Linked DNA regions of Homo sapiens: region 1 is linked to region 2. A link is an interaction called in ENCODE POLR2A ChIA-PET data of the cell type or tissue named here. Cell type or tissue: A673. All regions are shown on one strand. Links, peaks and the distances in the headings refer to the core of each region. The heading gives the core; the rest is flanking DNA.

Region 1 (17,382 bases), core at 1,863-9,862, 66 kb after region 2:
GGTTAGATCCGATCTCTTTCACTGTCTTATTTTTTCTCACTGTTACAATTTTTGCAAAGGCAGTTTCATGCTTGCATCTCATATATCTACACGTTTCCATGTGGCCATCCAATGTGCACTTATTAAACATCAACTCTATGCCTGAGAGGCAGTGGAACCTAGCAGTTGGGTGCATGGGCTCTGGGGCTAGGCAGCCTAAGTGGGGATCCTAGTTCTGCCTGCTCATCACCTACACGGCCTTGGGCAAGTCCCTTAAACTCTGAGCTCCTCCCTTTCCTCCTCTGTAACATGGGGGTGATAAGAGAACCCACCCCACGAGGTTATTGTGAGAAGTCAACAAGATCATCTGAGCCCAAGTGGTTAGACCCTAACGGACACACAGCAAGTGCTATCAAAGGGATTGCTATTAGAGGTACCTAGCAAATAATGGCTCTATAGGATTTTGTTTATTCCTTGAGTGGTTTTTTTTTGTTTTTTGTTTTTTGTTTTTGAGATGGAGTCTTGCTCTGTCGCTCAAGCTGGAGTGCAGTGGCGCGATCTCGGCTCACTGCAACCTCCGCCTCCCGGGTTCCAGTGATTCTCCTGCCTCAGCCTCCCGAGTAGCTGAGATTGCAGGCGTGCGCTATCACGTCCAGCTAATTTTTGTATTTTTAGTAGAGACCGGATTTCAGTTGGCCAGGCTGGTCTCGAACTCCTGACCACCCATCTCGGCCTCCCGAAGTGCTGAGATTACAGGTGTGAGCCACCGAGCCCGGCCAAGTATTTTAAATTAGATTATTTTGGTATCAACAACTAGAGGAAACAGGAAGGATCTGCCAAGCAGGTGTGGACCAAGCCCCTACCCAGTGACCAGAGATGTGTGGGAAACAGACAAGAAGCAGAAGACAAGGTCACTGAATTTGGAGCTTACCAGGGCCCCAACAATGAAGGGGTGCTTAGGCCTTTTTTTAGTCTTTGGCTGCCAGGAAGTGGCATTTGGGGGGGCAGAAAGCAGAGCATGTATCCAGGACGTCGTTGAGAACTGTGGACACAGTGATAATAAGCAGCAGACTGCGTTATAGTGGATTTTATTGTTGCTTTAAGTTCTGCACAGACAATGCACTCCCTCGGCTCCTCCTCCTGCCCCGTCCCTTTGCCTTGGTACACCCATGCATGCCAGGATCCCAGCCAGAAGAAAGAAGAGCCGCTCTCCTGAACCTACCCGTGCCTCCTGGGCAGTGACAGGCTTCCCTCTGCTGCGGGCTCCTGAGCTGTACATACTCTAAAGGCCAGAGCACACCTGTGGGGCGAGAGACAGGCCCAGGTGAGAGTCCCTGTCCTGCCCCTTGGCTGAGTGGGAGACTCAGCACAGAGCTGCTCAAAGCATGGTCCCCACAGCAGCGGCGGCAGCAGCAGCACTGCTGGGGAACTTGTTAGAAATGCAGCTTCTCGGCCGGGCTCGGTGCTGGCGCCTATAATCCCAGCAATTTGGGAGGCTGAGGCAGATGGATCACCTGAAGTCAGGAGTTCGAGACCAGCCTGACCAACATGGTGAAACCCCATCTCTACTAAATACAAAAAATTAGCCAGGCGTGGTGGTGCGCACCTGCAATCCCAGCTACTCGGGAGGCTGAGGCAGGAGAATCACTTGAACCCAGGAGGCAGAGGTTGCAGTGAGCCAAGATCGCACCACTGCACTCCAGCCTAGGCAACAAAAGTGAAACTCCGTCTCAAAAAAAAGAAAAAAAGAAAAAAAAATGCAGCTTCTCCAGCGTCACTGGGGACCCACTGGCTCAGCAGCGCCGTGGGCAGGGCCAGGAGCCGTTTTCACATACTCCACAGGAGACTATGATGCATCTTCAAGTTTGAGAGTCATTGGCTCCCAAAAAAGTTACTAAAATGATTCTGAGTCAGAGTTCCCCCATTCATAAAAAAAGAGTTAATTGGGCGCACCTCATAAGGCTATTGTAAGAATTAAAGGAGAAAATACGTCAAACACTTGGTAGAGGGCCCTAAACGTTGCAGGCGCTCAGGACGCTGTGGCGATGACTATTATTATCATTCATGTCAGCAGAACAGATTTACCAAACAGCAGTAACTCAGAAACAGCGGGGAGGATGGAATCTGTAACAGGGAAGCGGTTTAAAGGAGAGCATGAGAGAGAGGCTAAGATCCTACTGCACAGTGCCCAAGAGACAGGAAACTCACAGTTCCTCAGGATTTGGGGTCGCCAGTCCAGGTTACCTGTGATCCAAGTTTCAAGATCCACAGAGATCCCCACCAACTCTGACTCCTCAAGTACCTTGGATTTGGAATTCCAGGAAATAAAAGTGCACCCCGTATTACTGTTAAAATAAGGACAGGCCAGGGGCAGTGGCTCATGCCTATAAATGCTGGGACTCGTTGGGGCCAGGAGTTTGAGACCAGCCTGGGCAACATAAAGAGACACTGTCTCTACAAAAAATAGAAAAAAAAAAATTAGACAGGATGGTGGTACATGTCTGTAGTCCCAGGTACTCAGGAGGCTGAGGTGAGAGAATTGCTTGAGTCCACGAGGTTGGGGCTGCAGTAAGCCATGATCACACCAACACTCTAGCCTGGGTGACAGAGCGAGACCTTGTCTCAAAAAATAAGTACAGGTTGGGTGCAGTGGCTCACGCCTGTAATCCCAGCACTTTGGGAGGCCGAGGCAGGTGGATCACGAGGTCAGGAGATCGAGACCATCCTGGCTAACACGGTGAAACCCCGTCTCTACTAAAAAAATACAAAAAAATTAGCAGAGCGTGGTGGAGGGCACCTGTAGTCCCAGCTACTCAGGAGGCTGAGGCAGGAGAATGGCATGAACCCGGGAGGCGGAGCTTGCAGTGAGTCAAGATCACACCACTGCACTCCAGCCTGGGTGACAGAGCAAGACTCTGTCTCCAAAAAAAAAAAAAAGAAAAAGAAAAAAAGAAAAGGTGATATAAAGAGGCATAATAGCCAGATGGACAGCATCTAGAATTCAGGAACTAAGGAGAGAATGTGCTGAAAGAATCCCATCTACAAGACTGGAATAAAGCATACGGGATTCCATGGGATCCAACACCACCACTGCCTGAAACGATGGCAGAGGTCACGAAGGCTTCCCCGCAGCCAAACACGGTGGATGTTTGTCAATCACCTTTCCCCTCTGGCATCGCACAGGTGAGCACTCCCTCCGCCTTCAGCTTCTTCCCCCTTGACTTCCAAGACACCGTCTGCCCTGGTTCTCATCTGAACACCCTGCCCCTCCCTCCACAGTCTCCTCTGTGGGCTCCACTTCCCTGGCCCATGTGACTACCACACATCGTCCTGTCTCTTCCAGCCCCTTCACCTGTCTACCTAAATCCCGTTCTTCCTGCTCTGGAGTCTGCAGTGGTGCCTATGAAGAGAGTAGAATGGGACCACACTCCAGGGGAGACTCCGCCTCCTAATCGTGCCCCTTTCGTCTTCCCCAGTCATCTCAGATGGACACAGGAGTAAACAATGAAGAGGACAATCTTCTGCTTTTTTGAGCCAGAGTCTTGCTCTGTCACCCAGGTTGGAGTGCAATGGCATGATCTTGGCTCACTCCAACCTCCGCCTCCCAGGTTCAAGCATTCTCCTGCCTCAGCCTCCCAAGTAGCTGGCATTACAGGTGTCCACCACTACTCCCAGTTAATTTTCGTATTTTTAGTAGAGACGGGGTTTCACCATGTTGGCCAGGCTGGACTCGAACTCCTGACCTCCAGTGATCTGCCCGCCTCGGCCTCCCAAAGTGCTGGGATTACAGGTGTGAGCCACCGCACCTAGCCAGGACTTCTCTTCTTCTTGTGACCTGCGTTCTTTCTGACAATCCCATGCCCCGGGCATTGGCGATGACTCCATAATCCCTCAAGCTTCAGGTCCATCCTAGGCATCAGACCTCTCCACCCAACTGCCTACATAACTCTGCCTGGATATTCCAACAGCAGCACAAGAGCAAGTTACCTGCCAGTAAACTCATTGTCTTTCCCGTAACAGCCACTCCTCTAACTGTGGGCTTCACTCCAATCCCACATAACAGGACCTGGAGCAGACAGAACGGAGAGCTGGGTTTCCTCCAGTGTACAGATGGGCAGGCCTGCTGAGAAGGGACTTATGGGGCCAGACGATGAAGGGCTGGTAAGAGAAAAGCTGCCATGACTAATCCCAACTTCAAGTTCAAAGTAGGGTAAGAAAAGAGGTGGAAATACTTATCACATTTAATATCAAATTATCCTCCCAGTTTCATCTGTCACCTTCGAAACAAACCAGGAACATATGACCCTCCCCACTCCAGATTCCCGAAATTAAAAAATCTCGACATGATAAGAGAAATTTTTGTAAGGAAATATAATGATCTTCGCTGAGTAAGGATCTAAATTTACACTCATTATACGGTATCTTTATTTCATTTTTCCAGCTTCATTTTATAGTCACATTGTAATTATCTTTACCCTGCAGATCGTCTGTAGATCCCAAGGGGCTTCCTCCCCTGTTCTGGGGTGCCCTAAAATAAATGCATGCTCTGTGGTCTCTCAACCCACCCTCCCCCTTTTCCAGACATCCTAGTTCATGGTCATCTAGTCACCCAAGCTAGAGATCTGGGATTCACTCTAGACTTCTTTTTTTTTTTGAAACAGAGTCTCGTTCTGTTGCCCAGGCTAGAGTGCGGTGGTGTGATCTCGGCTCACTGCAACCTCCGCCTCCCAGGTTCAAGCTATTCTCCTGCCCCAGCCTCCTGAGTAGCTGGGATTATAGGCACGTGCCACCATGCCCAGCTAATTTTTGTATTTTTAGTAGAGATGGGGTTTCACCATGTTGGTCAGGCTGGTCTCAAACTCCTGAACTCGTGATCCGCCCCCCCTCGGCCTCCCTAACTGCTGGAATTACAGGCATGAGCCACCCCACCCGGCCTAGACTTCTCTCTTCCTCATGTACCACCATTTAGTGCAAACTGATGAATTCCCATAATGTCTATTTCCTACGCTGCGCTCAAATCACCACTTTCCCCACCCCTCCCTCTCCTGTCAACTCTTCTAGCACCGCCATCACTCAGGGAGCCATGCCTCTAGCATGAACTATGTTCACTGTGGTTCCTATTGAATACAAGTGCGAGGAGAACCAGTTCTAGAACACAGTCCCTCTGAAGTCCATCTCTAACATCATATGCATATGATTCATGTGACACAGCAGCAAAAAAAGGGGAGAAGGAAGCAACTTCCATGTCCATCAACGAACTAATCCTAGTTCCCAAACTCAGACCTAGGAGGGGTGAAGAACTCACAGAAGACCTAAAGGAACTGCAGGAAGGGTCTCAAACAGATATTTGTACACTCATGTTCACAACAGCATTACCCACAATAGCCAACAGGTAGAAGCAACCCGGGTACCCATGGATAGAGGAATGGATAAACAAAAGGTGGTACAGCCAGACAGTGGAATATTACCCAGGCTTAATGGGGAAGGAAATCCTGACCCATGCTGCAACATGGACAAACCTTGAGGACATTATGCTAAGTGAAACAGACCAGACACAAAGGACACATACAGTATGACTCCACTTATATGAGATCCCTAGAGTAGTCAAATTCGTGGAGACAGAAAGCAGAATGGTGGCTGCCAGGTGCTGGGGAGAGGAGGAATGGGGGGCTTGTTGTTTAATGGGTGCAGAGTGTCAGTTCTGCAAGATAGGAAGAGTTCAAAACATGGATGGTGGTGATGGTTGCGCAATAATGTGAATGTACTCAATGCCACCGAACTGCACATTATAAGATGATTACAATGAATTCGACCCAGCAATTCCATGACTAGGTATATACCCAAAGGAATGTGCACCATCCTACCATAAAGACACATGCATGCTACGTTCACTGCAGCACTGTTCACAGTAGTAAAGACATGGAATCAACCTAAATGCCCATCAATGGCAGACTGGATAAAGAAAATGTGTTACATATGCACCATGGAATACTATGCAGCCATAAAAAAGAACAAGATCATGTCCTTTGCAGGAACATGGATGGAGCCGGAGGCCATTAGCCTTAGCAAAAAAAAAAATGCAGGAACGCAAAACCAAATACTGCATGTTCTTACTCATAAGTGGGAGCTAAATCATGAGAACACATGGACACCTTGAGGGGAACAACGGATACTGGGTCTGCTTGAGGGTAGAGGGTGGGAGGAGGGAGAGACTCAGAACAAATAACTATCAGGTACTATGCTTAGTACCTGGGTGATAAAAAAAATCTGTACAGCAAACCCCCATGATATGAGTTTACCTATATAACAAACCTGTACAACTCCCTGAACATAAATAAAAGTTAAAACAACAAAAATAATAATATCTACCTCAAATAAATGGTTAAAAATGGTAAAGTTTATGTTATGCAATGTTTTAACACAATAAATAGGATGGTTAAAGAACCATCCTCGGGCCAGGTGCGGTGGTTCACGCCTGTAATCCCAGCACTTTTGGAAGCCGAGGCAGGCGGATTCTTAGGTCAGGAGATCGAGACCATCCTGGAAAACACGGTGAAACCCCATCTCTACTAAAAATACATAAAAAATTAGGCAGGCGTGGTGGTGGGCTCCTCAGCTACTCAGGAGGTTGAGGCAGGAGAATGGTGTGAACCCAGGAGGCGGAGCTTGCAGTGAGCCGAGATTGCACCACTGCACTCCAGCCTGGGTGACAGAGCAAGACTCTCTCAAAAAAAAAAAAAAAAAAAGAACGATCCTCATTGAAGAGGTAGCAGTTAGGGACATGGTGACACAGTCTAGCCTATTGCTTCCTGCCCCTCCCCTCTTCCTCTGACTCCCAAAGGCACTGTTGGTGGAACCACCAGCCTCCCACTGGACCCAGAAGTAAAAAGGAAGTCCAAGGGGACTCTAAATCCTGTCAACATATGACTTAATTCAAATATTAAATGCCATTAGTTTTGTTATTAACTATCCTGGGTTTAAAAATAGGTTCCAGAATTGCCTTTTCAGTACTCACAATTGTAAGAAAGAGGTTCTAAAAGAAAGTTCCATGAGAATCCCCTACAAAAACTGCAGAGGACTTCCTAGCAGTCTCCCTGGTTCAAATCTCCATGTGTCTCTCAGGATAAGGAATTACCTTGACAAATTTGAGATCCTTTTCCCTGTTACTTAACACCTCTCCATGGCTCTGCAATGCTCGCAGGATCAAGTCCAACTCTAGAGTGTGAGAGCAGCAGCTGGGCGGTTGGGAGAGCCGACTCCGCCATCTAGTCACCAGTGTAGACTCCCCGGGCTTGCAGCTGGCCCTACAGCCTGCTGCCAGGTGACCTCAACAAATCTCAGCCTCTCTGGCCTCAGTTCTTCCATCTGTAAAATGGAGACAATAGCAGTTCCTACCTCCTACAGTTGTTATAAGGATTGAGTGAATTAATATCTACGAAATACCAGACAATACCTTGCACATAATAAGGACTATGAAAGGGTTCATTATTGTTACAGTTTTTTTTTCTTTTTGAGTCAGAGTCTCGCTCTGTCACCCAGGCTGGAGTGCAGTGGTGTGATCTCAGCTCACTGCAACTTCCACCTCCCAAGTTCAAGCAATTCTCCTGCCTCAGCCTTCCGAGTAGCTGGAATTACATCACCACACCCAGCCTCAGTTCACTATTGTTATGATTTTGATAGGCAAAGGTCTTCACGATGTGGCCACAGCCTACTTTTTCCAAGTGCAACTTCTCCCCCTGGATTCCCACATGACATCGCTGCTGGCCTGTGCCCCAGCATGCCACACCTGTCTGTGCCTACAGCTTCTGCATCCACCATTGCTTCCACCTGGCGCACCCTCTCCCCTCCTGCCCCACATTGGCCCAGCAAACTCTAACAGGCATCTGTTTACCATCTACAGCTTTCCTGACTTCCGGTCAGGCATACGCTCACTTTCCTCTGTGTTTCTGCTCATCCTGGCCACCTCAGAGCAATCCCCACATGGATATTTCAGCTTCCCTGGCTCCCTGGGTAAGGAGCAGCGAGTTCCTGCAAGGCAAGAACTGAGCCACTCATCCCTGTACTCGCAGCCTCAAGTTAAGGGCCCTGCATATAGAAAATGATCAATAACAGCCGAGTGAATGAGGCCAGGCGCGGTGGCTCACGCCTGTAATCCCAGCACTTTGGGAGGCCGAGGCGGGTGGATTATCTGAGGTCAGGAGTTCGAGACCAGCCTGGCCAACGTGGCGAAATCCCATCTCTACTAAAAATACAGAAATTAGGTAGGCGGGGTGGCGCATGCCTGTAATCCCAGCTACTCAGGAGGCTGAGGAAGGAGAATCGCTTGTACCCAGGAGGCGGTTACAGTGAGCCGAGATCATGTCACTGCACTCCAGCCTGGGTGACAGAGCAAGACTCCATCTCAAAAAATAAAATAAAATAAGCTGAATGAATTGAGTGCCGAACTGAAGAGTGAGACAGTGACTAGGGATGAAGGGAGAGGAAAAAACAAGAAACAACCCAACAAGCGAGGCCTCCCTGCATAGAGGGAGAAGGGATGTGTTCGAATGAGAAGAAGCAGAGCAAGGTTTTGAATCACAGGAAGGAAAGAAGCTCAAGGCACATGAGGAAGAGCAAGCAGAATATGGGACATGGACCATCTGAGGCCTACAGAGCTCACCAGGCCTAACCTATACATGCTCGTGATAAGTTTAGACATGAAAACACAGACAGGCAAGGGGGAAATGAAGGCAGAGCATCGCTGTGTCTCAGCGTGTCCCCACACCTTAGTAAAGAGAGTTACAAGTGACTGTGAACTCGACAAAGGAGAAGGTTAAGGGTGGACGCATCTCAGATTAAACAGGAATCAAGTCAAACTCAGAGACAGCTTTTCCTTTTTTCTTTTTCTTTTCTTTTTCTTTTTTTTTTTTTTGAGACAGAGTCTTACTCTGTCTCCCAGGCAGGAGTGCAATGGTGCAATCATAGCTGAATGCAGCCTCAAATTCCTGGGCTCAAGTGATCCTCCCACCTCAGCCTCCAGAGTAGCTGGGACAACAGGTACGCACCACCAAGCCCTGCTAATTTTTTTGTATTTTTTTGTAGAGAGAGAGTCTTGCTATGTTGCCCAGACTGGTCTTGAACTCCTGGGCTCAAGCGATCCTCCCATCTCGGCTTCCCAAAGTGCTGGGATTACAGGTATGAGCCACCACACCTGGCCAGAGACAGCTTTTTCAACATATCTCTCCTTAGCAGGAAAGGAATAAATAGTGCTCGCAGGAAAGGAAGAAATCAGATCCATTCTGCAGGCAGGGAGCTCAGTGGAGAACCAGGAGGGGTGGGAGTGAAGGGGCAGGCATTCTAGCCCTGCCTTTCTTGATTCTCAGGAAGGAATGAGCTGAAAGGCCCTTGGCCAATACCCTGTCAACCTGGATAGCTCCTGCCCTGTTCCTCCTCAGGTTTTAGGCTGCTGAGCTCTAGTCAAAGGACCTCGGACACGGTTCACATGGTCACCTGATGTGTACACAGCCAGCACACAGCCAGCCCTACCCTGGCCACTAAGAAACAGGTTCACCACCTTGAACGAGGTGCTGTTTACAGTCAGCGGTCAACACAGACAGCATTTGGGTCTCATGCCCAAAGGTAAACATGAAAGAGAACCATAGAGGAAGCCACTCCCACATGGACCCAGACACATTGATCCAGACCAGGGGCTGATCCAGAGCAGGGCTGATTCCCACTTTGAAAGTGGGACAAAGCCTGTTTCCTGCAGCCTGCAGTGAACATGTGCGCTGGGGTGGGGGAATCAGTCACCAGTAGTGGCCACTCAGCCTCAAGCTTCAGATCGATACAGATACAGGCACACAAGAAAGTAGAACTAGAAAAAAGCATGGAGGAAAATAATGTGGGAAAAAGACACAAAGGGAGGAAGGAGGAAAAGGAGCAAAAAAGAAAGAGGGGAAGTCATAAAGCGGCTCTAACAAAAAGAAGGCAAATCAACCAGGGCTCCTGGAGCACAGCCCCACCACGCACACACGCACGCACGCACGTACACACACACAAGGTGGCTTGGTTTAGTACAGAGGTGGTGGCAGTACACTGGGCCATAAGCACACCTCAAGCCATGGTTTCTTGGGATTCAAAAACCACACACGACCGGGCAAGGTGGCTCACGCCTGTAATCTCAGCACTTTGGGAGCCGGAGGTGGGTGTATCCCTTGAGGCCAGGAGTTCAAGACCAGCCTGGCCAACATGGTGAAACCCTATCTCTACCAAAAACACAAAAATTAGCCGGGTGTTGTGGCAGGCACCAGTAATTCCAGCCACTCGGGAGGCTGAGGCAGCAGACTCGCTTGAACCCAGGAGGCAGAGGTTGCAGTGAGAAGAGATCGCGCCACCGCACTCCACCTGGGCGACAGAGCGAGACTCCATGTTGGAAGAAAAAAAAAAGAAGAAGAAAAAGAAGAAGAAGAAGCATACACAGTATTTTAGGGATTTTAGTGAAAAATTTACAATATGGGTAAATGCCCAAGATATGTCACTCTGTGGAAAAGGGAAGAAACAACACACAATACAAAAGCAATTGTGTTGACTATGCACAGAAAAGGTCTGGAAAATACATAAAAAATCTCACAGTGGTTATTTCTGAGTGGTGGGATTAGAGTTGATTTTTATACTCCTGGTCAAGTCTTTATATATCATACAAAGGAATGGCATGGCACACTTTCCTAAATTTAAAAAAGCTGCCCTAAATATACCATATAGAAAGCCAAAGTTTTCAAAAGCATTATAGAGAATTGTTATGAAATCCAGGAGGTAAATGCAGACCTCAAGGCTAGCTATATTTATATAATCATGGACATTTTTGAGACAATCTGAAAAACCTAACAATCTGGTTGTTTATTAACAAATGAACATTTGAAATCATTTAGACATATCTTCAAGTCCAAAGAAAAATCTAAAGCAATCAAGCAAATATTCACTATCCTTCTGTCTGGTATTCTCCCATTTATATAACTATCAGAATATGCCCTGATAAAGTGTTCGATACTTAAGAAGAATGGTACCCTAACACACCAAAAAAGTGACAACAGGAAAAAAAACAATCAGCCAGGAAGAAAAAAGGTTCTGAAAGAACTGATTATATACAATGACTGAAAAGATGAATCTAACACATGCATTTACCAAATCCTTTGAAAGGGTCATTTCCACTAAAGTGTTCTCCAAGTAAAATATAACATTGTTTTCTCCAGAAGGTGCACATTTTAAAATTGGATTCTTAAAAGCTTATGAAATAATATACTAATAAACACATTTACAAAAGCTTTTTATGATATTAGCTTTTCCCGGAAATAAGCTATCCAGGTTTCCACATCATAAGCTGTAGTTGTGTAGTTATGTGTTTATGAATTAGTCATTCCTGGGGAAGGTGGGTTGTTTATTTGCCATGACTGTAGCAGAGCACGGCAAACCTAGAAAGAGAATACGATGCAGATGTCCCCTTTCTTGGTTATGCCCCAGTGGAAGCCGTAAATATATTGCCATCTGCACACCTCTCAGGGAAGGCCTCGCTTGGAAGAAAGGGTTAATTGCATGAGCACCTTGTATGGGCTGAAATCCAGATATTTTCTAATTCTATATGAAAAGGGGAGGGGGGCGGGGGAACCTCTACCTTCTAACCTAGAATGCTGGGTCTAATTCAAGACTATAGAAATGCTGGGTGGCTTTTCTCTCCCTAAATAGAAACAAGGCCATGTTCCCATTCAGAGGAGACCCTTTAAGCTCAGCAGGCATGGACTTCAAGGGTCCCAGAATACAACAGGCTCCTTGCCCTACACAGCACCGCCCCCCTCCTCTCCTCACCCCATTTCCTCTTTATCCGGGGAGCTACAGGTCTCCATCCCCTCAGAATCTCTCCCTGTGGAGCCGTTCACTTGATTTCCATCCATGTGAATCCCCCACCTTGCCCGGGCAGGACGCTATGTAGACTGCTGAGGGCAGATGAGATTTGGGACCAGAAAGAGGCTGCTAAATAATGAATAAAAAGAAGCACCCCCAGCCCTCCAAGACCTAATTATTTGCTTGCCTGAATCCAATAAGAAAAACAACCCCATGAAAGGAAAGGATGACAAAGACAGAGGCTAATTCTTCTCAAACCTTCTGGAAATTCTAGTTCCGAAGGGGGAAGGTGTGGTCAGGGATTTGGGTGCAGATCAGACTTAAGAGCCCCTGACAAGCCTAAACTACTCCACGTCCGCCCATCACATGGGCTGGAGGGCAGGGTCATGGGGGGTTATAGGCACAAAGGGCCCCCACCAGAGGGCTGGCCCCTCCCCAGAGAACACAGGCAGTGCTCCTGTGTGGGGCTGTGAAGGAGTCTTTTTACTACTGTCCATGCCATGCCACTCCAGGACAACCTTTCCTCCCCTACTAGGGACACCCCCAATCATTCCAAACTCACCTCTCCTCTGCACCTGGGAACCAGCAGCATCCCAACAAATGCCCAGAAAGTTCTAGTTCCACCTCCGCCCCTGTGGCCCACAACATGGCTTTTATTTTCTCCAATCATACTTCACCACTTTAAAATTGCTTTTAAAAACCATATTTGAGGCCGGGCTCAGTGGCTCATGGCTGTAATGCCAGAACTTTGGGAAGGTAAGGCACGCAGATTGCTTGAGCCCAGGCGTTTGAGATGAGCCAGCCTGGGCAACAGAATGAAGACCCGTCTTTACAGAAAATATAAAAAAAATAGCTGGATGTAGTGTTAAGCACCTGTAGTCCCAGCTACTCGGGAAGCTGAGGCGGGAGGATCACTTGAGCCCAGGAGGTCAAGGCTGCAGTGCGCCATGATGGCACCACTGCCCTCTAGCCTGAGTGACAGAGTGAGACCCTGTCTCAAAACATAAAAATTAAAAAGCGTATTTGCATAAAATCGGTAGCTTGTATGAATGACATGAACTATATCAATTTCAATATCCTGGTTATGATATTGTACTGTAAACTTGTAAGATTTACCATTGGGTGAAACTGGATAAAGGGTATGCAGGCTATCTCTATTACTCCTGACAACTTCATGCAAATCTACAATTATGTCAATAAAAAATTCCATTTAAAAAACCTAAAGAACATATGTTGTAAACCTCATGTGAACAAAGACCAATCAAGAGATAATCCTACCTACAAATGATTACACAAACCCAGCCTGGGTTTTACAGGTGCTTCTGCAGCCCATTTATTCAACAAATACATATGCCATCCCTACAATGGGCTATGCCAAGCATTATGAAGTGTATCTCTGCTAACGCTCTCATAAAATGAGTGTTGATGAGAGAAAAGTCATCTATTCTAGGTAGACCTGGCATAACTGACAATTTCATTTTTTTAATCAGAGGTGAAAATATTTTGACATTCAGTGCATTTGAAAATGCATTAAGTAACTGCTCTCTTTAGGTTGGGACATGGCTCAAGTCACAATTCATAAGTTACCCTGGTCGCAGCTGTCAGGAAAACATGAGAGTGACTGGGCGCAGTGGCTCATGCTTATAATCCCAGTACTTTGGGAGACTGAGGTAGGTGGATCACTTGAGGCCAGCGGTTCAAGACCAGCCTGGACAAAATGGCAAAACCCCATCTCTACTAAAATTACAAGAATTAGCCAGGCATTGTGGCAGCTACCTGTAATCCCAGCTAATCGGGGGGCTGAGGCAGGACAATCGCTTGAACCCGGGAGGCAGAGGTTGCAGTGAACTGAGATCGCGCCACTGCACTCCAGCCAGCGTGACAGAGTGAGACTCCATGTCAATAAAAAAGAAAACATGAGAGTGGACACCCCTTTGCCGAGTCACAATATTTATTACACGTTCCACATGGCAGCATCTACCCATTCCTTCTGCGGGCCACGTACTGACAACAAGTTTCTCAGGCAGCCAAGAGAGGTGAAATTTCAACCTGAGTTCGAGGGCAACATCCTGGGGTGCTTGCTTTGCTTCAAAATGAGTCATCAAAACCCTATAAGCCTTTTGGCCAGGAAGTTCCAGAGATTTTAAACAAGCAAATGTGCCCCAGCTACGACAATCCCTGAAACATCCTGCTTCATTTTGCACCTGTCATCTGTCTGGACCAGATGTCGCTCTCAGCTCGTGTAAGAAGCCCTGTGTAGCTGCCGCCACGACCTTCCCATAAAAAACGTTCCCAAGACACATTTCCCAGGCACAGATCCTTCCTAAGGTCAGAGGCTTGAGAGGGGGACCATCTTCCTTGGCATATTTATTGCTGATGGCACTTACCAAAGTATTTTTAATGCATTATCTCATCTGTTACTTACAAATAACACCTCCCCCTAGGAAAACCTATTGACTTCTAAAAAAAAAAAAAAAAAGAAATTCAGAGACAGGGTCTTGCCCTGTCTCCCAGGCTGGAGTGTAGTGGTGTGATCATAGTTCACTGCAGCCTCCAATTCCTGGTCTCAAGCAATTCTCCTGCCTTAGCCTCTCAAGTAGCTAGGACTACAGGTATGTGCCACCACTCCCAGCTAAATTTTAAAAATTTTTGTTTGTTTGTTTTGAGACAGAATCTCGCTCTGTCGCCCAGGCTGGAGTGCAGTGGTGCGATCTCGGCTCACTGCAAGCTATGCCTCCCAGGTTCACACCATTCTCCTGCCTCAGCCTCCCAAGCAGCTGGGAATACAAGTGCTCACCACCACATCCAGCTAATTTTTTTGTATTTTTAGTAGAGATGGGGTTTCACCGTGTTAGCCAGGATGGGCTCGATCTCCTGACCTCGTGATCTGCCCGCCTTGGTCTCCCTAAAATTTTTTTTCGAGACGGTGTCTCACTATGTTGCCCAGGCTAGTCTCGAACTCCTGGCCTAAAGAGATCTTCCTTCCTCAACCTCCCAAGCAGCTGGGATTATAAGCATCAGCCACAGCATCCAGCCATAACCTCATTTTTTAAATGAAGAAACTGAGGCTAACTCTCTCAAATATTTGTCAATTCCTGGTTACTCAGAAATTGATGATTTATGATCATTTCAGTCTTTTTCTGGCCTCTTCCTATCTGCTTCTAGCAGTGGGCAGGCAGCAATCTAAAGAGAAAGAGAGAGTATGGGTCTCAAGTTAGGTGAAGTAGCAGTCCAGCTCATGACTCAAGAGATGACTTTGCATTTAGCCTCCCAGAACCTCTGTCTCTTCATCTGTAATGTGGAGTAATACCACACTGCAGCACCAAAGGGGTGATTAAATGCAACAACCTGGATAAAATACGAGGTGGTTGCTCAAAACATTACCTCTTTGATGCTTGTTAAAAATAAGATTGGCTCAGCTGGGCACAGGGGCTCACACCTGTAATCCCAGCACTGTGGGAGGCCAAGGTGGGTGGATCACTTGAGGTCAGGAGTTCAAAACCAGCCTGGCCAACATGGTGAAACGCCATCTCTACTAAAAATACAAAAATTAGATAGGCGTGGTGGTGGGCGCCTGTAATCCGAGCTACTCGGAAGGCTGAGGCAGGAAAATCGTTTGAACCTGGCAGGCAGAGCTTGCAGTGAGCCGAGATCACACCACTGCACTCCAGCCTGGGTGAAAGAGTGAGACTCCATCTCAACAAATAAAATAAAATAAAAATAAAAGATTGGCTCAATAGAAATAAGAATTAACAACCAAAGTAGAATTTTTGAATTATCAGAGAATTTTAATTATATGCAAAACTCTCTGAATTCAGGGGTAATTGGGGATTATCTATAATTAATGGCTGAGACAGAAACACCCAGATGAACAGGACTTTTATTTTCGCTTATCAGAGTTGGTAAAGAAATGCTGCCCCACTATCTTATCCTTCAATTAGAAATCTACCATTAAACCTCTGCACATAACTGAAATGCACAAACTGCGTGCTTTATGGGTGACGGACAAACCCAAGCTCTCACCCACCATTCTCATCAGATTTCAACATGACCACTGTAAAGGCATAATGGAATTTAGGATTGATTATTCCTTGCCCAATATCCAGAACGTCTCAGGAATGTGTGTGCTGTTGAATGTGATGTTCTGCTTTAGAGAATTGACTTGTGAATGGTTCTTAAGTGCTCAAATATGAAGAATATGAAATACAACAAAATACATTTGGGATGAATTTGATCACTCTTTTTTTTTTTTTTTTTAAGATGGAGTCTCGCTCTGTCACCCAGGCTGGAGTGCAGTGGCGAGATCTCGGCTCAATGCAAGCTCCGCCTCCCGGGTTCATGCCATTCTCCTGCCTCAGCCTCCTGAGTAGCTGGGACTACAGGTACCCGCCACCACACCCGGCTAATTTTTTGTATTTTTAGTACAGATGGGGTTTCACCGTGTTAGTCAGGATGGTCTCAATCTCCTGACCTCGTGATCCGCCTGCCTCGGCCTCCCAAAGTACTGGGATTACAGGCATGAGCCACGGCGCCCGGCCTTGACCACTCTTTTCTGCCTTGTCTGACATCAGCCACTAACACTAAACTCTCAAATTACAGTACACGTGGTGGGGGAGGGTAGGTAAAGCCACACGATCAAATGGTACACCTTCTGAGAGCATCAGCCTTGCTCAAGGTGAGTCTGCAAAAGCTCTGGAGATGGCCAGTTCATTTACTGACTACTCTCTGCACCTGGGAGTGCTCTGTGGCAATCGGAAAAGAGCTACTGAAGGAGAGGAAAAATACCAACTGATGGAAGACCCACCTGCCGAGGCCTCTGCTAGGTATCTGCAGAGTGTCCCATTTAATTTCTTACCTAGTCACTCAACAACCACGGGACAAAGAGGGGACCAACAGCCAGGAGCTTTTATTTATTGTTTTGAGATATACTTTAACCAGGTTTTCAGACCCCATCTAAGCAGGGGTGTATTAGTCCGTTTTCATACTGTTATAAAGAACTGCCTGAGTCTGAGTGATTTATAAAGGAAAGAGGTTTAACTGAGTCACAGTTCAGCATGGCTGGGGAGGCCTCGGGAAACTTACAATCATGGTGGAAGAGGAAGGAAGCAAGGCAGAAGGGGAAGCAAGGCATCTTCTTCACAAGGCGGCAGGAAGGAGAAGGAACGCAGGAGACACTACCACACACTTATACAACCATCAGATCTAGTGAGAACTCACTATCACGAGAACAGCATGGGGAAAACCTACCCCATGATTCATTTACCTCCACCTGGTCTCTCCCTTGACACCTGCGGATTATGGGGATTTATAGGAATTATAATCCAAGATGAGACCTGGTGGGGAAATAAAGCCTAACCATATCAGGGGGCGATACACATCAGCCCCTTCAACTCACCGAGAGGTGAGAAAAAAGCACCGAGAACATCGTAGTGAAAACAAAAGAGTGGTAATCTCAGAGGTGAGAAAACTGGCTGATAGAGACACAGATGTGCTGGCAGATTATGAATTCATGTTTACTTAAAAAGATAA
Region 2 (10,219 bases), core at 1,692-9,691:
CCATGTTGGTGTGCTGCACCCATTAACTCGTCATTTAGCATTAGGTATATCTCCTAATGCTATCCCTCCCCCACCCCCACCCCACAACAGTCCCCGGTGTGTGATGTTCCCCTTCCTGTGTCCATGTGTTCTCATTGTTCACTTCCCACCTATGAGTGAGAACATGCGGTGTTTGGTTTTCTGTCCTTGCGATAGTTTGCTGAGAATGATGGTTTCCAGCTTCATCCATGTCCCTACAAAGGACATGAACTCATCATTTTTTATGGCTGCATAGTATTCCATGGTGTATATGTGCCACATTTTCTTAATCCAGTCTATCATTGTTGGACATTTGGGCTGGTAACCTTCATCCATATTTTAATCTCTCTCATGTGCAAACCTCACCTTCTCTACCCACAAAGGCCCTTCCCAGACTCTCAAAAGCACCATAACCAAAGTGAAACAGTTATCTTCACCCCAAAACTTCTCTTTTTCATTTAATCAGTAATGTGGTCTAGAAACCTGTCTACTTTACTGCTCTCTGTCTCTGTCATTTCCATCACCAACTACGTTCAGGTTTTCCGCTGACAAGACTCTCAAATGCCCGCCCGCTCCTCCATCCCTTCATCGTGGCTCTGGTTCATGTCCTCCTTCTCTCACTTCTGCAATATATCCACCACTCCTTCCTGGTCCCGTAGCCCCCAGCGAGCCCACTGCTACCTGCTATCTCCTATCTGTTACTGAAATTACTCTTCTGGAAATAAGATTTGATTATGTCATTACCCTACTTAAATCTTTGAGGTTTCATGTCTATGGGATCGAGTTCAAATCCCTTTGCACGTTACCCGTGGCATTCAAAGCCTTTCTAAACCTAACCCCAACTTCGCAGGCTCATCTGTCACTACAGCCACTGTCCCCAGTACAAACACTCCACGCCGTACACATGTCAGCTCAACCCAACCACACCGCTGAACAGCTAGTTTCCAAAACACACAGCGGCCTTTCACGCCACTGGCCTTTGTTCAAGTTCTGCCCACCCCCTCCTTCCCTGAACGTCATTCATTCCTTTTTCTTTCTGCTTGGCAAAATTCCATGTCTTTTTCTTTTTCTTTTTTGAGACGGAGTCTCGCTCTGTCACCCGGGCTGGAGTGCAGTGCTGCCATCGTGGCTCACTGCAACCTCCGACTCCCTGGTTCAAGCGATTCCCCTGCCTCAGCCTCCCAAGTAGCTGGGATTACAGGTGCCCGCCACCACGCCCAGCTAATTTTTGTATTTTTAGTAGAGACGGGGTTTCACCATGTTGGCCAGGATGGTCTCGATCTCCTGACCTCGTGATCCGCCCACCTCAACCTCCCAAAGTGCTAGGATTACAGGTGTGAGCCACTGCGCCCGGCTAATTCCATGTATTTTTCAAAGGCCCAGATGGTATATTTCCTCCTTTTTTTTTTTTTTTTTTTTTTTACTGTGAGATGGAGTCTCGCTCTGTCACCCAGGCTGGAGTGCAGTGGCGTCATCTAGCTCACTGCAACCCCCGCCTCTGGGGTTCAAGCAATTCTCCTGCCTCAGTATCCTGAGTAGCTAAAACTACAGACGCACACCACCATGTCCAGCTAGTTTTTTTGTTTTTTTGTTTTTTTAGTAGAGACTAGTTTTCACCATGTTGACCAGGCTGGTCTCGAACACCTGAGGTTTTTCTCAATTGCTTCTCACCTACGCAGAATGATGCCCTCATTCTGAAAAAAATGTGGCTTAAACGTACATTACCTATCCCATGTACACATCCCATTACAGTCCTTAACATGCTTCCTGTATGAGAACAGGAGTTGCATGCATTCTGTTTCTGTGTCTTCAGACCTAATAATACTTGTACCAACTGGTGCTCAAGACACTTCTGATGATCACCATTATTGGGGGCTCTCCTCTGATTCCCCATCAGGCTCTTCACCCTTCTCCTGTGCTGCAGATCTGCAAAGTAAGTAATGTATCCTAATGACCTTCCGCTCAACACTAGTACCATCCACTCAACACTAGTACCATCCACTCAACACTAGTACTATCCACTCAACACTAGTACTATCCACTTAACACTAGTACTATCCACTCAACACTAGTACTATCCACTCAACACTAGTACTATCCACTCAACACTAGTACCATCCACTCAATACTAGTACTATCCACTCAACACTAGTACTATCCACTCAACACTAGTACTAGAAAACAGTACCATCTCTTTTCTCCTCCGTAATATGTTTCTTTAAGTTTCAATGCAAGCCTGTGCAGAAAGAACCTCAAAGGTTTCTCTTGAGGCATAAAAATTATTTGAGTCCTTCCTGATTTATTTTAAAACATGCACTTATGTGCCTGAATGCTTAAGTAATATTATACAGTTGAATAATCCTGAGATCACTGTTTGTTTTGACTGGAAAAAGTCTTAAATTTGTTAATTTATGATATTTTCTCCCTATAAACCTTCATCCTTGTTGAATAAGTAAAATTTGGTAAAAAGAGACAGCAGATTTTTATACAGATGAAAGGACTTTATAAAATGCATAACTGTGGGAGAAATAAAAATTCCAGTGTTTCAAAAATTGCATTTTTTTCAAGTTGTGACAAGACATTTATTTGAATGATAAAGAAAGCCATTATTCTATTTAAAAAACACCAAATTTCCATCAAAAAGGAATCTCTGTGATAAATTACTGGAAAAGTCAAATAAAAATTTAATCTTGAAATGCTAAATGTTTTCTTCACCTGATGATAGGCTGTACAAATTGCAAAAGTTGAATCCTTCCTCCTTTTCCCCATATTTCAAAGAAAATCAAATCATCACCCACAGGCAGCTCATCCTGATTGTAAGCCAGGTGCCTGCGAGGAAATAATCTTTTGAGAGCTGAATTTCCAAGACTAAAGGAAACCATCCCATTTTCCATAGTGATGAAAGAATTCTAAATGACTACTTAGGCTTTTAACTTCATAAATGATGGCTCTGGAAAATAAAAGCTGTTTTGCTTTGCTTTATCTAGTCAGTTTCAATGGACTGTGGTGTTAGGATGGTTGGCTCTCCATGCTGTTAAATGTATACCCAGTCCTCTCTCAGTCCTCTCCAAGTGAAACGATCTGAGGTCCAAGCGACCAGTGAGTGGCAGGGCAAAGAAAAGAAGTGGGCTGGGCTCTGGGAATGCCTTTTCTTCCTGAGTTCTCTGAAAAAGCAACACAAAAATGCGTGTGCCCTAAGGATGCCTTGGCTAAAAACAGACATTGAAGGGTTTGTGAACTGGTTTTTTATCCTTCTCCTGTGCTTTAGATAGACATGTACCTACCAGTAGTTAAAAAATTATCATAGAGTCATTCTGAGCATCTTAACTCCAGACCTTCAGCTTATGCTGGGCCCAGAACTCAGAGCCAAGCCAAGCCCAGAGATACACTGGCTAACTCCCTCCTCACTACCAATTATTATTATAAAAAATGGAAATGAGAATCTGTTTCTATCCCAGTTTCTCATAATCTTTTCCAGTTTCTAATACCTTTACTATTTAACCTAAAGTTGTTAATAATTGGGCAATGGCCAGGCGTGGTGGCTAACACCTGTAATCCCAGCACTTTGGGAGGCCAAGGCGGTTAGATCACATGAGGTCAGGAGTTTGAGACCAGCCTGGCCACCATGCATAAACCCGTCTCTATAGAAAAAATACAAAAATTAGCCGGGCGTGGTGGTGGGTGCCTATAATCCCGGCAACTCGGGAGGCTGAGACAGGAGAATCACTTGAACCCAGGAAGTGGAGGTTGCAGTGAGCCAAGATCGTGCCACTGCACTCCAGCCTGGGTGACAGAGCAAGACTCCATCTCAAAAAGAAATAATAATAATAGCCAGGAATGGTGGCTCACGCCTGTAATCCCAACACTTTGGGTGGCCGAGGAGTGGGGAATCACCTGAGGTCAGGAGTTCAAGAGCGGTCTGGCCAACATGATGAAACCCCATCTCTACCTAAAATACAAAAATGAGCCGGGCATGGTGGCGCATGCCTGTAATCCCAGCTACTTGGGAGGCTGAGGCAGGAGAATTGCTCAAACCCGGGAGGCGGAGGTTGTTGCAGCGAGCTGAGTTCACACTGCTGCACTCCAGCCTGGGCGACAGAGCGAGACTCGGTCTCAAAAATAAATAAATAAATAAGTGCACATCAATTTAAAATAAATTCTTTTCTCATACAAGAGCAATTTAATCACAAAATGGTCAAAAATGTAGCCTCTGAACAATGTGCTGTGACTTGCATATTTTAGGTGCTCCAAAACTCTTAGTCGAATGGAACTGATGAAACCTCAAGAGGACTCCTCTGACTTTTAACAAGAATCAGGGATTTGGGAGCTGTCTTTTTGATTCATGACAGTTCACTAAACCAACCACTCGGTGAAATTATATCCATCCCAAATTAGACCAAGAAATAATCAGATGGTGCTGAAATGACCTGCCCTATTAGCTTAGTGTAGCTATTATTGGCTCTTTGCCTTTCTATGCTTTTTAGTCATTCTACATACAAATCAGACTGATGGTGTTATTAACTTTATTAACAGCATCGCTTCCAGCCTATTGCCCTTACCAGACTGTGTAACTGGGCCTGCAGACGTTACCCCCCAGCCTCCGACCATAAATTAAAATGTTCTTTTCTACTAAGCATATTATTTTCCCCAGTGTCACGTCAGCACAATATTAAAGGCTGGTTTTAAAACACTGAAAAGCTGGGGTTCCATGGCTCATGCCTGTAATCCCAGCACTTTGGGAGGCCAAGGCAGGAGGATCACTTAAGACCAGGAGTTCCAGACCAGCCTGGCCAAAAAGGTAAAACCCCATCTCTACCAGAAAAAAATTCAAAAATTATCCTGCCATGGTGGTGCATGCCTATTGTCCCAGCTACTCACGAAGCTGAGGTGGGAGGATCACTTGGGCTGGGTGGCTGAGGCTGCAGTAAGCTGTGATTGCACCGCTGCACTCCAGCCAGGGTGACAAAGAGAGACCTGAAAAAAAAAAAGGAAGGAAGGAAGGAAGGAAGGAAGGAAGGAAGGAAGGAAGGAAGATAAAACACAGCAAAAAGTGAAGTCAGTGGTACTTGGCTTGAGACCGTCTAGGAAACAGACAGGTGCCTTTTAGACCTATTGTTCCAGATCAGAATCAATTCTTCAAACAGAAAAACCTGTTTGCTAACTCCAACCCTTACAGACCCCAGAGAATCCGAATGGACCATAACAGTAGTGAAGTCAGCTGGGCGCAGTGGCTCACGCCTGTAATCCCAGCACTTTTGGGGGGCCAAGGCGGGTGAATCACAAGCTCAGGAGTTCGAGACCAGCCTGACCAACATGGTGAAACCCTGTCTCTAAAAATAGAAAAATTAGCCAGGCGTGGTGGCACACGCCTGTAATCCCAGCTACTCAGGAGGCTGAGGCAGGAGAACTGCTTGAACCCAGGCAGCGGAGGTTGCAGTGAGCTGAGATCACGTCACTGCACTCCAGCCTGGGTCACAGAGCAAGACTCCATCTTAAACAAAAAAAGAAAAGAAAGAAAAACAAAAAACCAGTAGTGAAGTCAATGGTCTCAATGTTCAATGTGTACGCAACTCTCCAGGCAGAAACTTGGCAATTTTAGAACTGACATTAACTCCTTCTGATAGAATCTTCAGCTAAAAATCTTCACTAAATCACACACCACTAATGACATTTTGTAGTGCTAATTCAGCACACTGACCGAAGAAAAGCCAGGCCCAATCTGGAAAATAAAGTTCTGCCAAGCAAACACAGCAAAAAGACTTGCTTTCACAGGCTTGAAGAACAAATATGAATCCAAGAAAATGGATATCCAATTTAGATACAATGTCTATTCATTAAAATGTGTCTTTTAAAGCCCTCCACCTGACAATTACACAGTAAGCCATACATTTGTTTATGCTAACGCTTAAGCTAAAAGTATCGAAATTCTTTTTCTTAAAAAAAAAAAAAAAAACCTATAACTCAGGTTCTCATTAACTGGGACCAGTGCCCGACCAACCAGTTCAAATTAGAAACATATCCTTAACTTTAGTAGGTAGATGCTTAGGAACAGACAGATCCTTCAAAATAGTTACGCTTTCTTACTGAAACGTTCTCATCTTCCTCTTTAACTGGTGAATTCCACAATGATAAGCAATCCTGCATAATAGCTTCAAGAACCATGATGAGACATTCTTAAATACCCACACGATTAGCTTAATTTCTGTCCAGATCAGTTTTCATTCTGAGTACAATCCTATGTCTGAAACCACCAGGGCAGGTCTAGGTTATGACAATACTTGTCACAGGGAGAAGGCATCAAAATGCTGACACAATTATTGCTTGTGATATCTTTGGTTTCTGCAGGTGTTTCTGCGGCACTAAGTCTTTACTGTTAACAGCCTCACTGATCCAAACGCAGAAGACAAATAAATTCCACATGAGTGCCTACTGCCACACTCTAAAACACACGCTTTGTTTAATAGCACTCCTTCCTTTCCTCCTTCACTTCTCTGACAGGCTCCCACATTTTATCTCTGCTCTTTTCATGCCATTTGTTAAAGGTTGATATGGAACCAAAGTGAGTCAATCATTTTTTTTTCTTATACCAACAGGGAGCATCCATGGAAGCCTGGTTTTTGAAGGCAGAGGCAGAATAAAATATTCAAGCCAGGCATAGTGGCTCACGCCTGTAATCCCAACAGTTTGAGAGGCCAAGGCAGGAGGATCACTTGAGGCCAGGAGTTGGAGACCAGCCTGGATAACAGAGCAAGACCCCCAACTCTCCAAAAAAAAAAGAAAAGAAAAAAGAAAAAATTAGCTAGGTGTAGTTGCACACACCTGTAGTCCTACTTACTTGGGAGGCTGAGGTGAGTGGATCGCCTGAGCCCAGGAGTTCAAAGTTACAATGAGCTATGATCACCATTGCACTCCAGCCTACAGTGTGACAGAGTGAGACCCTGTCTCTTAAAAAAATTCACCTCTTTTTGAGATTACAAAATCTCCTCATAGCTACAGCTTAAAAAGCTGGCAACACTCCAGGGCAAATAAAGTGTCCATGTGGGCCATGCATGCATTTGTTGCCAGGGTGCATTTTCCTTGGATGACAAAGGTACTGACGTGGATGAAACTGCAACCCCCAGGATACCCCCTTTGTTCATCACCTGTGCGGACCTCTTCGACAGCACTTCTCACTATGGTCTTCCCAGATCTCCTGTTGGAGACAGATTTCTCCCTGCAGGGGTGGCTCTTCAGAGGGGAACTCCCCTTTCTCACTCCCATCCCTGATGGTGGGGGAACCAGACCTAGCAGATGCTCATGTTCTGCTCTCTGACTGCTACAAACATCCAACATGCTCCCAATGCCAGCCGCATAGCTCCATTGTCACATGGTTGGCAAAACCTGAATGGTGAAGCAACGACGGGACAGAATGTTCATGATTAATCCCAACTGGCCATCCCTCATCTGGCCATTCCCACTCACCAGATCCTCTGACTTTAGGCACTCTTTTGAGCTTATTTCCATTCTCATTCAGGGCAGATGTCTCAACAAGTACCTTAAAGGAAAATTCTGTTAAGCTCCCAGCTAACTAAACACACATCAATACACTCTTTAAGTATGCTTCAAGCTATTCCATAAAAAAACAGAGTCCTTATAGGTAAAACAATTACTACATTAAAGGGACGTTTGGCTGTGTCTGTGTTAAAAAAAAATCAATATTCTGGCTTAAAACAATCAATAAAAGTTTGAAATAGCAGAACACTGGAAAAATCCTAAATATCCATTAATGGAGGACTGGTTAAGTAAGTTACAATCTAAAAATACGACGGAGGCCAGGCGTGGTGGCTCATGCCTGTAATCCCAGCACTTTGGGAGACCAAGGCAGGAGGATTGCTTGAGGACAGGAGTTTGAGACCACCTGTCTTGTTTGAGACAAGGCCTGTTGCTCTTGTCTCGATTCTCCCATGAGGCTGCCTACACTCTTCCTTTCTCTTTTTTTTTTTTTTTTTTTGCCTCAGTTTTGCCACCTGCAATATGGACATGAGTTCCACTGCCCCCCTCCCCCACCACTTCAGATAAAAGCTGCGAGGGAGAGCTCCTGACCTGCCCTGGGACCCCACCAAGTGGGGAAAGCCTTAAGCATGCACGGTCTGTGTGTTTGTTTTCTGCACAGTACTGGCTGGATGGAGAATAATAATGCTCTTCTGCATCTAATCACTAGTCTGCTGGACGCCTAGCAACTGGCCTGCACCTCCTCGGGCCCTTCCTGGAACTGGCACTCCATCCTCATCATCGCAAGACAATGCGTATGTCAGCAATACGTTCTGGAAATGTATCTAAACCATACACACAAAAATGTAATACTAGCATGATTTAACACTGTCCCACGTGCCATACAATTCAGTGCTTCTGAAAAGTCTGCTTAAACATAAAAACTGGATACACAGATCATTTTCACCGTTCAATCAGATACATCTCACAAGCAGCAGCAAAATGACCTCCCTTTCTCCAGTCACTGTTCCCTTCCCTTCACCTGCAGGAACAAATCACCATGTCTCACCTCTTATAAACGCGAGGGTCACAGAGCTAAAGAGATCACCTGTCAGCCACCAGGATGCTTCAGTGCTGGCATCTTTCCTGAGGGTAAATGTCACAGGCAATGATACGGACCATGTTTCTTTACTGGATTTTGAAACAAAAATACCAAGTCCAGCATAATCTAAACTAAGCGGGTCTATTTTCCCTGTATGTTCCCAGCTAGTGGCTGACGGTGCCTTCCCCTTTCCACGGGCCTCACAGTGCGCAGAACAGGAAAGATCAGAGAGTACATTTTAAAAAGGAAAAGATGGAACACAAGTCGTGTCATTGTTCTTCGGCCTAGCATTTGATACGGCATCCAGCAAGTGATATTCAGTCAGTGAGTTCCAATGCCTTGGCCGTGCTTAATTACATAGAAAGATAATCTGGGTTCCTTGAAGAATTCAGGTTGATTAAATTTCTAAATTAAAAAAATACAATGAAAATGTTGGAACATTTTAGGGGAAAAGAATTAGAAGATATACATAGGTTAATCTTCTTAAGCAAAATGCAAAATCCAAAAGTCTCAGCGGAAAGGGGAAAATATTCAAGTCCTACTAATACAATATTAATAAAGAGATAATAGCCCTGTTATGCCAAGGGCTTCCCACTAACACAGCCATGTGCACAATTCCAGGGGCACTCACTGTGCACAGAAATCATGCCCAGCAGAGACAGTCCGGGCCTGCAGATGCGGGGAAGGATACAGACATACAATTCACAGAATGGCCAACGAGCATATTAACTGATGCTCAACACTCACTAGCAGTCGCAAAAATGCTAAACAAAACCTCAGCAAGGCAGGCTTTTTCTCAGCAGGTTGGGAAAAGGTAAAGTTATGTGGGAGAGTTGCTAAGTATAAATTGCTACAACATTTTGGGAAACTAATCTGGCTATACCTGTTAAATTACATTTTAAGAACTCTATTCTATAAAAATAAAAGCATTAGGCTGGGTGCGGTGGTTCACTTCTGCAATCCTACCACTTTGGGAGGTCAAGGCAGGCGGATCACTTGAGGTCAGGAGTTCGAGACCAGCCTTGCCAACATGGCAAAACCCTGTCTCTACTAAAAAGACAAAAATTAGCCGGGCACAGTGGTACACATGTGTAATCCCAGCTACTTGGGAGGTTGAGGAAGGAGAATCACTTGATCCCAGGAGGTGGAGGTTGCAGTGAGCTGAGATCACACCACTGCACTCCAGCCTGGGCAACAGAGGGAGACACCATCTCAAAAAAAAAGAAGAAGAAAAAGTGAAAACCCACAAAAACAACAGAGATTCCTAGTAAAAGTTTAATGGTACATCTGTACCATGGAATGTCATATGGCTACAGAAAAGAATTTATCTAGAGGAATATAAATATCACAACGTATCTAGAGGGATGTAAATATCCCATATGTAAATATCCCAAATGAGGAAAGTAAGCTTAGATAGTCCGTCATTCAGCAGAATACTCTGTAGCAGTTTAACTAACTGATGAGATCTACATGCATTAACAGGGATAAACCTGGAAAACATAATTACAATTGAAAAAAAGGTTACCAAAAGATACAGTATTTCTTCCGTTTATATCAATCTGTAAAACACAAACAGCCACACCAACACTAACCGCTACATTGTTTGGGTATATAATACATACATAGGTA

The links. Peaks named below come from ENCODE experiments on the same cell type or tissue, not always from the same donor. Only the 100,000 strongest peaks of a DNase experiment are listed, where the experiment ranks them.
Region 1: POLR2A ChIA-PET joins it to region 2 with 14 read pairs; 7 of 35 experiments call an interaction of 5 or more read pairs at or near these places.

What each region holds. Positions count from the first base shown.
Region 1 is chr10:12,463,543-12,480,924 of GRCh38, reverse strand. The region is part of intron 1 of CAMK1D (calcium/calmodulin dependent protein kinase ID); the gene reads right to left. LOC107984209 (a long non-coding RNA gene) reads right to left here and starts at 7,517. Exons shown (of 2, transcript XR_001747366.1): 1 at 7,115-7,517; 2 at 3,814-4,137. In A673, for the core only: no CTCF peak of the experiment used is centred there; a DNase peak (open chromatin) is centred at 1,964; H3K27ac peaks cover 1,017 bases.
Region 2 is chr10:12,536,675-12,546,893 of GRCh38, reverse strand. The region is part of intron 1 of CAMK1D (calcium/calmodulin dependent protein kinase ID); the gene reads right to left. Among named protein-coding and RNA genes, the nearest start is that of MIR4480, 37 kb to the left of the region's middle. RefSeq lists a silencer at 6,310-6,359. In A673, for the core only: no CTCF peak of the experiment used is centred there; DNase peaks (open chromatin) are centred at 4,423, 5,003, 6,343 and 7,053; H3K27ac peaks cover 4,690 bases.